2 separate regions of the Homo sapiens genome follow, and region 1 is linked to region 2. A link is a loop called in an ENCODE intact Hi-C map of the cell type or tissue named here. Cell type or tissue: Calu3. All regions are shown on one strand.

Region 1 (8,000 bases), 110 kb before region 2:
GTTCTAATTTTACTTTCAAGTAGATCTGAGGTTAGAGAAACTGAACTGATTGTGAGATTAAATGTTTACCTTTGAGATTGTGCTAAGGCCATACTTCACATGCCTGCTCCATAGAATTCCATTTTTCTACTGATAAGTTATTGGAAAAGGATGCAATAAAACATAAATTTTATGAAAACGTGTTTGTACTTAGACCAGAATCCCTTCCAGGACATCCCCGGCTTGACTAGAAGAGGCTGGAAGATTTAGTCATGTAGAATAACACTATCACTGGTTATAAGCCAGATATATAATAAAAAGCCAATCTGAATAGCTGGTGACAGTGGTTATTGGCATGAGCATGAAATGGCTGATGGATTTCCCTGTGGATGGCAGCCATGGCAGCAGTTGCTGGGGCTTAACAGACCAGGATTTCATCTTAACATCCAGAAATAAAATAAAAACTGCTATTGAGGAAGAATGAAAAATTACGTTTATCAAAGTGATTGCTTTTGTGGATAAGTATTTACGCTGACCCTAAAACTTCAAATAAAACTAAGGGTAGCATAAAAAGATATTACACAAATATTTAGAAAAATATATTAAAGGAATATTTTGACAAGGCAATTAAGTAATACTATTATATTAAAAAAAATTCACACCTATGATCTCAAAGAAGAATGGGTTATAGTTAGGGAAGCATAATGAAAATCAAGCAACATATTTTATTATTTTATATTTGGTTGCATGGATTGATTAATTAAAAATAGTTAAATTGGTATATGGTGTTCATAGCCATGTATAGAATGAAGCCTGTTCTCATTACCCATATTCCAGAATATTAGAAAGGGGAGGAAATGCCACGGCAAACAAATAAGGCAGATGTTTCCTCAAGTCATTCTGATTCAAAAGAGAAAGACCTAAGTTGTTAGCATATGAAATTTTAAAAGCTTGACAATTCTAGATAAAACTTTTCAGTTCTGGATCACTGATCTGAAACCAACAGATGTCATGTCATAAGAAAGTAAAACTCATTACCATAGTGTCTTATGTGAAATAGGGTAATTCTCAGTTATTTTCCCAAGAGTAGAAATGACCATGCATGCTATTAATTTTTAGAAGTAAGCTAAGTTTGCAATTTGTTGAGTGAAAACAATTAAGTTAGATGGGATACACAGTCTTCTACTCCTTGTAGAAGAGACTTCTTTTGAGTCTTCTACTCCAAAACCAAATATACTCTCATTTTAAAAATAAAGCATTATTCCTTATGAAACTACTGTAAGTAGAAGTAATAGTCTCTACATTAGTATATGACAATCGACATTTTTGCTTTTAATCTACTCCCTTTCTTTTAGGAAAGTAACACCTAGATTTTTCTTGGTACCCATACCCTCCTCCGTTTTTAGCCAGATGATATGGGTAGATTGTCCTGACCCTCACTTCTAAAGGTGGGTCCTACTTGACTTAATCATCGCGGCCCATCTCTCTGTCAACAATGATCAGTTCATGGATGGACACATTACAAAAACAGAGCCAATGAGGTAGTGAGATGTTGACTGCCTTTCAGGAAATAGGAGTTTTTCTGTTTCCTTTGAGAGTGCTGGGAAAGATAGCCCTTCTTTGCTGTAATGGTGTGAAGATAGGTCAGAGAGACAGAGAGGTATTAAGTCCTTGATGATAACCTTTAAGTTGCTAGATCAATTCTTGCCCACTTTAGAGTTTCTATTAAGAAAGTAATGAATTCTCTTTATTGTTTTAATGAATCTTTTTCCTCGCTTAAAACATAAGTATCTATTTGTTTTTTTGTTGTTGTTGTTTGTTTGTTTTTGAGACAGAGTCTCACTCTGTCACCCTGGCTGGAGTGCAGTGGCAGGATCTCAGCTCACTGCAAGCTCTGCCTCCCGGGTTCACACCATTCTCCTGCCTCAGCCTCCCGAGTAGCTGGGACTACAGGCACCCGCCACCACGCCTGGCTAGTTTTTTTTTTTTTTTGTATTTTTACTAGAGACATGGTTTCACCGTGTTAGCCAGGATGGTCTTGATCTCCTGACCTCGTGATCTGCCAGTCTCGGCCTCCCAAAGTGCTGGGATTACAGGCGTGAGCCACCGCGCCGGACCATAAGTAACTATTTGTATGGAAAGTACCATCAGAAGCAGGATGGTAGCAATAATAGACCCTAAATGTGGGAGTGGATGAATTGGAAAGTTACAACGAAAGAAAATGGAGATCCCCTCTTCCCCACCAAACAGGGAGGTAGGCAATCCGTGGAACATCATAGCCAAATAGCTGGGTTAATTATTACCTTATAGTTAGGAATTCAAACCAAGACTATGCACTTGAGGTACGAGATTTTAGAAAATTTTAGAATGTTGATATATAATGACTATATCTTATAGCCTTCAAATAAGGTTACTTTGAACAATTGAACACAAGGATGGATAGAGACTTTTTTTAAAACATTTAAATTCCTTTCCAGCAGCAGCATTCAGATAAGTCTGTCCAAGCTCTAAGAACATTCAATGGCTGCCACTTCCAACACCCCAGAGCTGCAACATTTCTTTCTTTTTTTTTTTCTGTCAGGAAATATTTTATTGTCCTATAAAATAGTATTTTATTGTCCTATAAATATAATAAAATAAATATTATTTTATTGTCCTATAAATATAATACAATAAATATTATTTTATTGTTCTATAAAATATTATTGTCCAATTGTTTATTGACTTGAATTTTTTTGTTTTCATTGGATTTTATTTATATTGAATCTATAGTAAATTTTGTCTCCCCACTTTTCAATCTGTGTATTTGTCTTCTGTGCTTATCTAAAGCTTCTTAATAGTTTGTCTTTTGAGTATGCCTTTATGTGTTTTAAATTTTTATATAGTTGAGCTTTTAAACTTTTGCTATTGTTAAGAGACTAACTTTGGGATTAAGTTTGTCACAGCTGAAAGTTTAAAAATCATTCCCGATATATGTTTCTAGTTATTTACTGTTTCATTTATATGAAATTTGATTTTTGAAGAATAGAATTATTTTCCACATTGTTATACTTATTAGTTGTGGACAAGGCACACTGAAATGTACTACACTATAAAATATCCTTATGGAACAAGACTTTCTAACTGGTAGGCCATGCCACCCTGCCACGCTACACATGAGGATTACCTGAGAGGCTATAGAGAGCTTGCAGCTGTCAGCACCTACAATCTATCTCCATCTGTGGGCATACACCAACATTTATAGCAATGATACAAATGTTATCAGTTTTTGTGTGCCATAAAATGGAAAAAAGACTGAGAATCACCTTTTACTAAAATTATGATCGGAATAATTTGCAAATGAAACTCAAAAAAAGACTCAGAAAAAATACTTTTGATATTTTCTGACCTCAGCAAGGTTATCCATTGCTTAGAATGGGTCCACCATGCAAGGTCATAATTGAACCTCTGGGTAAAGCTCTGTAGCAGTTACAAAAGTACAAATATCAGACTTACAAATTGTTCAATACAGGCATATAATAAGAATTTTTTCAAAAGAATTTCCACGGTAAAATGTTCTTTTTAGTTTTGACATGAGAAAATGCTGCCTCTTAATGTGGAATAATACTGTTTATCTCTTACAGTTGAACTCTACATCAAAAGTTTTTCCTTCCACAACTCCTTTTAGTTCAGCATGATTGGACTCAATTGCTGCTCATTCTTTAGTGTATGGAGTAGTCAATCAGGCAGCTCTGAAAAGTGCTGAAATGAAGCCCTTGAAGTTGAATTTGAGGCTTTGAGAGACAGGATACTTTTCATCTGCATTCCCACTTTTATCATTGTCCTTAAAGTATCTTAGAAAGAAAGACATTAAGATATATGGAGTATAAAATGCTAATCAGGTAAGATGATAAGTGCCATTCAAAGGGAGAGATGAAACCCACATAATGGATCTTGATTATGAATATCTGATAGTTGTGCCAACAACTAGTGCCTTTGGCAGGGAAACAGTACCCGGAGCGAAGCCTGTACCCATTTTTCCATGACAATTCCAAGCATTAATAGATCGTTCACATTCATTTAACCCATTATGTAATTCACATACAAGTGAATTACTAAAGCACACACATATTCATATACAAATGTAAATTATATGTGTTCATCTATACGTAAACATCTGTATAGGTATATACATATACAGCTGTGTAAATATTATTCCACTAATTTTAAATAACACCTTTAGAAATAATTACTGGATGATAAGAAAACCATCTAGTCCCCTTTATTTTCATAACTACGTGACTGATATCTAGAACATATGGCTCTTTCTTCCATTAAAAACATCTTCTAGCTCTTTTCACCATTAAGCGTGTTATAAATATGCTTTTATTTACCTGGAAAATAGGTTCATGATACATTTTTAAAGTGAAAAATTATGTTTATAACAGATATTTATGTGTACATATGTTAATGTGCATAACTTATGTACACATATCTTTCTGTATATTTATATTCATATAAATATGTATGTATTTATACATACGTATACACACATATAAATGTTGATAACTAAATGCTGAATGCACTTAAATGATAACAGTGGGGTCATGGAGTTTTTGATGGTTTTCTTCTTATTTCACACTTTCCTCTATTTTCTGAATTTGATAGTAAGCACATTAATTTTATCATCAGAAAATATAATAAATCTTTTTATTTGAGAAAGGAATATGAAGAGCCACTCTTTCTAGCAACCTCGCGTTTGTATAATTTGGATTTACCTTCTCTTGAAAACAAGACTGAAGTTGTCAAAACTGTAGTAAAATAGGGATCATCCAATGCTATAAAAATGTGCTCCCCTCTTAAGGAAACATAATAGGTAAAACATTCATCTCTTACACATGTTAACTATTTACTGCTCAAGTTAATCCAAGCTCAATTCTCATATTACACCAGCTCACCGGAAAGCAACATAAGTTAATCATTTAACTTTGCCCTGCACAATATTTCTTGTACAAAACTTCAGTTGACATTATGCCTGTGAAAACTGCATATTTTAACCAAAAGACAGCTCAAGGCAACTTAACTTTGGTCTGTGTAGCATTTCCCTTACCAAACATTATTATCTATGTCTTTTCCCAAGGGTCGATGTCTATAATAGTCACCGGTATAACAAATGCAACTGTTTTTTCAATCTGCTAGTACAAGTATTGTCATTATGTTGTTTTGCATTTCTTTTTGGATGCCTTATTAAAAACTATTGTCGGAACTCTTAAATAATAGACATACACATACACACAGTGAAAGCTGTACTATCTGTGGAGTCTTCTTATTTCCCTAGGAGCTGGGAAGCTCAGATACCAGTTTGAGAACTAAGTAGGATTAGCTTGGATGTATTGGTGTAATTTCATCCTCTCTATCTTGTTTGTAACATACAAGGCTTAAAAAATGTTGTCTCATGTTAAAAATATTACATACTTCTTGTATACAAATTTTAAAATGAAGAGAAACATGCAAAAAATATAATTGTTTATAAGCTCACCATTTTGGAAATTATACTGTGAGTTTTATCTCAATGTATATTTATTTATATGTATATTTTGCTTCTCATAAACCTTTTACATACTATATATAAACAACCTGATTTTTACTTAATATATTAACTATTTTCCCATGTTATTAATTAATATTCTATAATTTGTGATGTCTACATATTTTGAAGCATTTAAACCATTTTAATTTTTCTGTTACAATATGGTGATAAACATGCATGCATACAGAAGCATTTCTAGCAATTAGAATCCCAGAGTAACAATGTCTGTTTATTTTTAGGAATTTAACACTATGGGAATCTTTAAAATAAACCTGTAGCTTCAGGAGATCAAGGAAATTATACATTCCCTGTCTGACTCGAGTTCCTAGGGAGACTTACAAACTTTCAACAGCTCTGAGATCACTCATAAGCTGGAAATGAATGGAAGGTCAGTTTCTTCAGTTCTAGTTACCAGTATCATCTCAGAGTATAGCATAAGTTCAGTATATTCCGACTCTCCAGAATCCATGCTTTTTCGTTATGAAAAAGCACAGGAAAACTGTTCTACACTGATGTGACTAATACCCACAGGTACCGATTTCCAATCGGTACCTAGGACACGTCTTTAAATACTATGGACCTATCGTCTGCTGTCCCTTACCATCGGGTATCGCAGGCCTTCATACATATATGTGTGCTTTTTTCTCACTGTAGTATTTTGAAGATTTTAAGTACAATATCTTTTTAGTTGGTCTGTCTTTTCCAGAGCAAGAGGCTTTTGATATGCAATGCATATTGTGACTAGAAATCTATAACTGACTTCTCCAAATTCCTTATTTTTTCAAGATTTGCAGTATTTTCTCTCCTGAAATATTCTATTGTCCTGCTTCAGTCTGGAACAATTGCTTACTAAGACTGTTGCACAGTTATCATCCTGGGATTTCTCATTGCTGCTCTTCTGTTTTGGACCATCTGTATAAGCAATCCCATATATATATATATATATATTTTTTTTTAATTTTAGATTATTTCTAGATCATGCTGGAGCACATCAAAGAGTAGCTTCCAAAGTATGCAAATATCATATATTTATTGAATTCTTAAGTGTCCAAACATCTTTAATTTTGCTCCTACCTGTGATTATTAATTTGATTTCATATATAATCTTGGTTGAAAATTATGTTCTGTCAGAATTTTTTGTCATAGGTCTGGTAATATTTTTATTTGTTCAACTTAAGATAAGGCTCACTCCATCCTGCACTATGCCTGATGTTGATGAATGCCAAGTCATTGTACTATGTCCAATTCATTCAGAGAAGAACCTCTGCATGAAACGGGGACTAAGAGTAGCAGAGGTGTTAACTCTTCATGTTTAGACTTTCAACTTACTTCTAGGTTGATGCAAAAGTAATTGCGGTTTTTGCAATTACTTTTGCACCAACCTAATCTTTTCTGAATCATGTTTCACTTTCTTCCTGTGCTGTCAGGGGGCCTTCAAGTTCTGAGGCTGTCTTGAACTTCTGCTTAGTGAATTGAATCTCTTTGCTTGTACCCTCTGCACACACTTTATCGTCATTTCCTTACCCCAGATGAATCATTTACCACTTACTTCCCCATGTTCTATCTCTTCTATTGATGCCTCTTCTCTTCTCCTCTGTGTTTTTGAGAGTCTATAATTGTTTATATTCTACTCTTTTCTTTTTATTTTAATTGTGTCTAAGGAGGAAGGTTAATCACAAATGTGATTAACCTGCCATTTTTTTTTAGAAAACGGTTTTATGTTACTTTCAGTCACCCAAACATTTCATCCAGTGTGCTAGTTAATAGCTGCTCCTAGATTTTACTTCTTCCAATTATATATTTTATTTATGACTCGACAACTTCTTTACATGATGTAACCTAATTCATCCCTCCATTTATTCAAGTGCCATCTACTCTAATGTGACAAAACATGTCTGACACCCATTTGTACCTGTGGCAGACATATTTATACTTGGAAGCCTGTGTCACAGTCATTAATATGAGATAATGCAAATAGTAAGTAAATTTAAATATTAAAACAAGATACAATGTATTTAGATCACAAAATAAGTAGATGCCAGTAAAATTCACACCAGAATTCACAGTTTGTCTGAGATTACAGGTTAAATGTCTTTTGTAATTATAGTTTGTTGAGATTTCAGCAACTTTAAGACTTGTATTATATTTTGCTATTGTTTGTGATTTATCATGTCTTTTAATTTATATTCTATTATATCTTTAAAAGTTAGACAATTTATGTTTATCTTTTTTATTTTAAAAAAATAAATTTTCTCTACCCATATATTTTATATATTATCATTTATATAAAATTATTATTTCAATCAACAAATTAACTTCATCTCCTGGCAAACCAGATGCACACCAATTTCATATTTGGATTCTTTCACTTCATAATGTATTTATATTGAAGCTAACACTATTTTGTTGTGGTGGTGGTTCTTTTTTGATACAGGATCTTACTTTGTCACCC
Region 2 (8,000 bases):
CAGCAATATATTGACATAAAGAGTGTCAGAATCCAGCATTTTAGACTTTATTTCTCTTAAAATACTTTGAGTAGGTTGAACAAACTGAATGAATCATACTATCTCCCATAAAGATATTTATTGTTCTAGGTAAAAATTGAAGTCAGTTGATAAAATGCCTTGACATACACCCACACAGTAGCTGACCCATGAGTAAACAGAGGGTTTCATTCCTAACACATAAATTCAATATCTTTCATAAACGCCAAATGCCACAACCAAAAACCAGACTGTCAACTTTATGTTTTTTATAATGTCTTTAGCCATAAACCATACTTTGAATAAAGATATATGGCCATAGTTATATTGTAGAAATATTTACCAGAAGTTATAAAACTTTTGCTTTAGCAGAATTAAGCTGCGTGCTTCTTAGAATTTGTCAGCATTTATTTACATTTTTACCAATTGCAAAAACATGATAAACAGTTGATATTTTTATAAACTGGGCTTTAGATAGGTATTAATACATATACTTTTGTGATTGTATATTCAGGTAGACTTGAACTTTGTTATGTGTGTAGGGAGTTTTTCCAGCATTAATGACCTATAAGCATCTCTTCAAAAAGTGTGAATTTGAAAGTCTTCTTATCTACGTATTGTAACTATTGATAGAAGAGTAGATAGGAAAATAAAAGACAAGGCAGAGAGGTATGATATAGTTTAGTATACAGGTGAATATATATTTATATCCATTTCTATATAAATTCCTCATGGAGTAATAGTTAGCATTAATTAGTTAATGATTAATCACTAATTAATTTAAAACATTTGTTGAATGCATAATGTAGGTATTTTGCCATATTCTGAACTTTAATACACAGTGATAAGTACTATATATCTATATATGTAACATGTATGTAAACATAATATGTTATGTATTTATTTGTATGTGTGTATCTATATATATAGAGAGAGAGAGAGCGAGCTAAATATAATGTGTGTGTGTATATGTCAACACACACACATTATTTTTAGCTCTTTCTATATATATGTCCCAATAAAGCCAATGCGGTCAAAGAGAAGCATTTAATTCTGCCTGGGAAGACTGGAAATGATAATTGATCTAGACTTTAAAGCACCAGTAGATATTTATTATACAGAGGAAATAGCAAAGTTAAAGGGTTTGAACAAAACTCCATGCTGTGATTCAGCGTTATCAGTTTCAGCACAGTGTTGTGGGAACTGGAAAGAGGCTGCAGAGATAGACTAAAGCCAATTATGAAGAGCTTTAAATTCCATATGCAGGGTTTGTAACATTTTCAAGCTTACAGAAAAGTTGCAAGACTAATAATAAAATAATACAAATAATCGTAGCCCTATATTTACCAAGATTCATCTATTGTTAACACCTTTCCCCATGTGTCAGTCATTTGTTCTCCCTTTCTCTCCTTCTCCCTATATAACTTTTTTCTTGAAATATGTCAGAGTATGTTATATACATCATGTTCTTTTACCTTAAATGTGTCTTTGTATGTTACCCAGGAATAGGAACATTCTTTTACATACTTCAATGCAGTAGCAGCTTCAGTAACTTTAAAATTAACACAATGTCTTTCATCTAATCTACTGCTCATATTCTAGTTTTTTCACTTGGCCTAATAATGTCCTTTATAGCGTTTATTTATCTACAGTACAAGATTCAATCGAGGATCAGATATTTCATTTAGTTACATTTTTAAAATGCATTTATTTAGAATATTTCCACAGCCCTATACCATCTCTTTTACTTTTTGAAAACATTTTTTCAGTTTTATATATAACATAAAATTTACCATCTTAAAAAATCTTAAATGTACAGTTGAGTTATAATACATAGACTCATATTGTTTGAAACCATCACCACCATCCATTTCCAGAATTCATTTCATCTTGCAAAACTGAAATTCTATACCCAGTAAACAATGATTCCCCACTCCCTTCTCCCTCCAGGCCCTGACAACCACCTGTTAGTTTCTATCTCTATGATTTGGACTATTCCAGGTACCTCATGTAAGTGGATTCATCCAGTACTTGTCTTTTTGTGATTTTCATATTTCACTTAGGATAAAGTCCCCAAGGTTTTTTCATGTTGTAGCATATGCCAGAATCGCCTTCCTTTTTAAGGTTGAATAGTATTCCATTGCATGTATAGGCTGCATTTTGCTTATCCGGTCATTTGTAGATGGATACTGGGTTGTTTTTATTAGCTACTGAGAATAACGCTGCTGTGAACATGGATATAAAAATACCTCTTAAAGCCTGGGTAACATGGCAAGACCCCATCTATAAAAAAAAACCACAAAAATTAGCCAGGCTTTGTGTCACACACCGTTGGTCCCAGCTACTCAGGAGGCTGAGGTAGGAAGATCACCTGAGCCCAGGAGGTTGAGGCTGCGAGAACTATGATTGCACCACTGCCCTCTAGCCTGGGCAATAGAGTAAAATCCTGAAAGAAAAACAACAACAACAACAACAAATATCTCTTCAAGACCCTACTTTCAGTTCTTTGGGGTATATATCCAGAAGTAGAATTTCTGAATCATATTGTAATTCTACTTTTAATTTTTGGAGGAACTTCCATACTATTTTTAATAACAGCTGTCCCATTTTACATTCTCACCAATAATGCAAAGGGTTCCAATGTCTCCATAGCATTGCCAAAACTTGATATTTTCATAGTTATATTTTTTCATAGTAGCATCGTAATAAGTGTGAGGTGGTATCTCATTGTAGTTTCTTTTTCTCATATGACATTGAAATTTTTTTTTTTTTTTTTTTTTTTGAGACAGAGTCTCGCTGTGTTGCCCTGGCTGGAGTACAGTGGTGCCATCTCCGCTCACTGCAAGCTCCGCCTCCCGGGTTCACACCATTCTCCTGCCTCAGCCTCCCGAGTAGCTGGGACTACAGGCACCCACCACCACGCCTGGCTAATTTTTTTGTCTTTTTAGTAGAGACGGGGTTTCACCGTGTTAGCCAGGATGGTCTTGATCTCCTGACCTCATGATCCACCTGCCTCAGCCTCCCACAGTGCTGGGATTCCAGGCGTGAGGCACCACGCCCAGCCGAAATTTTTTTAAAGTCTTCCCATTTCTTCTACTGTTTTAATAAAATAGTCCTCATTTTGGGTTTGTCTAATTTTTCCTCTTGATTAGGTACAGGTTACATATTTCTGCCTGAACCACTATCTATATAATGCTCAGGGTTTCATTCTTTATATGAATCAGTGAAAATTAAAAGATTTTAAGCATGAAAACATCCTTATCAGGTATCCATTTTAGAAAAGTGGCTTCAATGTTGAAGCACAAGATGGACAATAATGATGAAGACCAATTGGAGGGCTACTGCAATAGTCTAGGCAAGAGAGATTGGCAGTGAGGATATGGTGGCAGTGCTGATTAGCATGAGTCCTATAACTCTGGATAATCCATGGCTTAGACGGTATCACAGGTTCTGCTTATTCATACTGAGTTGGAGCTAAGTACAGGATTCCCAAATCATAAAAATTGTTCATTCTCTAGCTATTCCTTTATGAAGAAAGCCTTTTACCTTTTGTGCTTGCTAGTACCCACACTCTTACCAGAATCAGCAGAGATCTGATGTCATTCATCTACTCATGACCTCAATGCCACCAGACCCTTTGCAGCTCATTTGTTCCTCCCTCAATAAGGACTCCTTTAGGGTCTTTCCTTCTGAGTTCTATACAGCAATCTGACATGAGTCATTTGTGCACCTTGAAAGAAAGTCTGTGGCAATGATTTTTTAGTTAATGTTTGCTCAAATCTACATATGTTTTCTAAGCTTTTATTTCTAGATATGGATGGGAAAGATTTTATTCCCATTAAAAAAAAGATATTGCAGTGCATCAGCAGGAAGTAGGGAAACTCTTATGGGGAAATAAAATTATGTATTTATGTATAATGCAGACTGAAGACCTCATTCTGGTAACTGAGTTGGTCAGAAAAAAGATAATTTAAATTTGGAGGAAGGAAAAAGATAGGCTTATTTGCCTCCTCTTTCAATGTAAGCATATGTTTTACTCTTCCTCCTTCCCCAGCCTTCATTCACTCCTCAGGCTGAGGACACCTAGATGTATATTGCTTGTTTTTTTTTTTTTTTTAACTGTATTTAGATAACACGTAATTATAATTCTACAGCATAGATTAACTGTGTATTGCTGTTTTTTTAAACCTGTATTTAGATAACATTTAATTATAATTTTACAGCACAGACTCCTGGTTTTAAATTTTTGGGATAGTACATTGCTCCCTATATTAATATCTGTGCTAATTCATAAATTATTGGACTACAAATTGCATCACTAGAGCATATACTCAGGGTGAATAAAATAACTACTTTCTTCAGAGTATTGCCCTGTAGCTCAGTATCCTTTGGTGGAAAACAGCAACCCAAAGGAAAATATTTGTCACAAGACTGGTGAGGAAGAGAATCTATGACGACATTCTTCAAGCCTGCTTAGCTACTTGGACCTCTCAGCAAGTTTTAGCAACTGTTCTTTACATCACTACGATGTTGTATGTCCTCAGAAGGGACAAAGGGAAAGGAACAAAGAGCAACAGAACAAAAGAAGCCTTGTGTCTCCAGAGGTTGTTGATCTATTTCTTTTTAAAGTGCCAAAGTATTTAAGTCTGAGGAAAACCTCAGTAGAAATGAAGGTTTCATGCCCAGCACCTTGGTTAAAAACAGGTGCTGTTACTACCAGTTTGATGAGGGATACTTGATAGAAAAGCAAAGCCACTGGAAGAGCAAATCCCAATCCTGATATTTAGAGGAAAAGGAAGTATTGGTTTCCCTTTTTTGCTAGTCTAAGTAAAGTCAGAGAAACTAGCCTTTTTTTTTTTGTATATGAAAACGCCTTTGCTGCTGCGGATGTCAGAAAATAACTGAGGGAGAAAGGGAATAACAAAAAAAATCTATTTTGTCACCTTAAGGGCAAAAGATATTTTCTTTAAGCTTAAATTCACCTAAAATATACATAATATTTGAGGTGTAATATTGCGGAACTCCTTACAGCTGAAACCACTAGCTATTCACTAACAGATCTTTCTGGTAGAGCAACAGATGTAGCATCTACAGCCTTTGAATCCCAGCTGTGCATTCAGATACTTGAATGGACTGTATTTAATTTATTCTAAATCCATATCATGATTCGCTTCTACTTGAGGCAAACAGAAGAGTGTAAGGAAAACCTAGCATACTTCTGTTCCTTGGTCTTAGTTTTCTAGCTGAAGTGTCAGAGAAGAGCAAAGCAATTTTGAGTCACCACTTGCTTTTCCTGTAGACAGGTGGGCAGGGAAGCTTACATTTCAGCAGCATGTGTGGCTGTCTGTGGTAATTTTGCTGGATCAGTACATATCCTTAACATAAAATTTAACAAGCAATTGAGTTGCTTGTATTTATTTTTTTGAAATATCTTTTATACCACACCAAGTGGAGAGAAAAAGAAGACCACAAAAGCTATTGAACTGCAGCTCATTCAATGAATGTATGAAAGAAAATTACACAGAGAGAGTAAGAAGGTGTATTGTGAAGTTTGGCTTCTTTTTGAACCTGAAGAAAATTCTGGCATTAAGCCAAATGTTTTTCAGATGAGTGTTCCATTGAACTTAGATTATATATTTTTTAAATTCAAGTGTTATTTGTAAATATAATATGCACACATGCTAAAGAAATGGAAAGCAAATAATAGTATAAAGAGAAAAAGAAATTTATAATCTCATATTCATTGTTACATTTTATTGTATTTTTCTCAGATGTTTTCTAAGTATTTTACATGAATGATAGTAGTATGTGTATAATTCATAATTATGCTTTTTTCCTTCCACTCTGCTAACTTTATACATATTTTGTCATATCAAAAACTTTTTCAACTCATAATTTGAGACAGAATCACATCTGTGTAATCCTTGATAGATTTACATATACACCATAAATAACCTAATCTCTATTTTATGGGCAAAGGCAATAGAGTATACAGAAATAAAGGTGGTGTGGAGGGGTCAATATATGACTTACTAGTTCCTGTTTTTTCAAGGGTAGTAAACCATCGTTTGAAATGTTAGAAAATCAGTTAACAACTACCGAGTAGTTCAAATTGGTTATAAACTGGCATTCCTTAAAAACATGTGATTATGCTTCTTGATCACACCTGTAAAAGAGGGAAGACGTTGACTCTTAATAAAGGATTTTGTGAAAATGTATCTTTTAAGATCAATCTTATTATTCAGTTTTAATTGTTCTGGATGAATTTCAAGCATCCGTGAGTTTTAATCCAAGTGATTCTAATGAGCAGCTAGGAATGAGAAACAATGGGTTAGAGACAGAAGAGCAGGTGACATGGAACACACACACACACGCACACACACGCACACACACATCATATTCAATCTGAAATTTGAGAAATTTAGAATTATACCATATTAACTAAAAACTCAAGGGCAATAATGCTAAGGATTTTTGCCCGAGGTCACTATGTCAGTGACAAAACCTGGATTAGAATCCTATCATTTGATTCCCATTGCTACCAGAATGTGTGGCCACTCAAATATCATGTCCCACAGATGTTATTATTAATTACTTATTTCCACTAAGTGAGAAATTAATTAATTAATAATGACATCTGTGGGACATGGCATTTAATTTTGAATAAATTAGCCCATAGTCCACAATCTGAAGTTCTAGAATACTTTCCATTTTCAGATTGTGGACTATGGGCTAATTTATTCAAAACATCATTTTTATTAAAATATTGTTCCTCTTTTAATCTTTTAATGAAGATTAGCTCCACTTTTTCCTAAATCTGCATTTTCTGTTTTAAAAAATTTCCACAATATAAAATTTATTATAAGCAGTTTATCTGCACAATATGTTCCGTGTCCAGCGCTTTATTTATTGAACAGGAAATCCATTCTATAAAGACACAGAGAGCCTGCAGTGCAGACACAGGAGGTACTTTTGTTCTGCTCTTCTTTTTATCCTCTCTCCCAGTGTGTTTTTCGCCTTCATGCTTCCACAGACTTTGGCATACATCCTGAATGCAAAATGAGACAATCCTTTAAACATTGTTATAACGATCGTGTAGGAGTTATGAAATTTGGGAAACAATGAGTCTTTTAGATATAAGTTGATTTAATAGTATTCTCAGTTGTATAATAGGTTAAATTCATGGAAACTATACTGATCCTTCATTTTTCCATCACAAGCTTAGTGAATGTCTATAATATGCAAAGCATAAATTGCTTCCGAGTGGTATCATAATTGAAATTGCAAATGTTACCGTTTTGCCACTATGCATAGCTTACCTTTTATTTATATAATTGACTTTTATTATTTGTAAAATATTTACCAAACAAAATAAATGCTGATGTGTACCACTATTCTGAGCTATCACCATAAAACATACCAAAGAGATAATCGTCTTGATCCAAGGCCCAGTGTGATTTTTTTTTTTTTTTAGTAGTAGTAATTGTTTGTACTAAGCGCTCTTTCTGTGTTGAGCCAGTTTCACTTTGGAGCAGCAGTGTATAATTGCAGGATCATGAAATAGAATGAAAATAGACACCCAGATTAACAAAAGGTTTTCAGTGACAGGTCTATTGGCCCACATAGAGATTGAACACTGATTTTGGCCTCATCATCACAATTCAACTGAGACAGCCAGTAGGAAAAAAAAGTGTAGTCTGAAACATTGGAAGCAATGAGAAGTGTACAAAGAACATAGAATTTTTAAGGATATTAATATAAATAAGACCTCCATTTAGAAATTAGAATGGCTTTATTAAAGGAAGCATAGAAAAGATTTCCATTGAAGAATGTTAAAATACATATGTGTAGTATTTATATCATTGTCATATTTATAGTATATATGACTTTTTTTTAAGATATGGAATATGTTTCTTTCCTTTTTTAAATCTTTGTAGTTAGCTTTGTGCAGTGGCAGTATCGTAGCCAATGAGGTTTATCCG

What was found. Hi-C counts contacts between places; a loop is a spot of excess contacts. Peaks named below come from ENCODE experiments on the same cell type or tissue, not always from the same donor. Only the 100,000 strongest peaks of a DNase experiment are listed, where the experiment ranks them.
Region 1: it touches region 2 in a loop (2.0-fold over the local background); 1 of 110 quality-filtered maps calls a loop at or near these places.

Annotation. Positions count from the first base shown.
Region 1 is chr3:175,488,598-175,496,597 of GRCh38, forward strand. All of the region lies in intron 9 of NAALADL2 (N-acetylated alpha-linked acidic dipeptidase like 2), which reads left to right. Among named protein-coding and RNA genes, the nearest start is that of MIR4789, 120 kb to the left of the region's middle. In Calu3, no CTCF peak of the experiment used is centred here; no DNase peak of the experiment used is centred here.
Region 2 is chr3:175,601,522-175,609,521 of GRCh38, forward strand. The region is part of intron 10 of NAALADL2 (N-acetylated alpha-linked acidic dipeptidase like 2); the gene reads left to right. It also overlaps the pseudogene RNU4-91P. Among named protein-coding and RNA genes, the nearest start is that of NAALADL2-AS1, 170 kb to the right of the region's middle. In Calu3, no CTCF peak of the experiment used is centred here; a DNase peak (open chromatin) is centred at 3,640.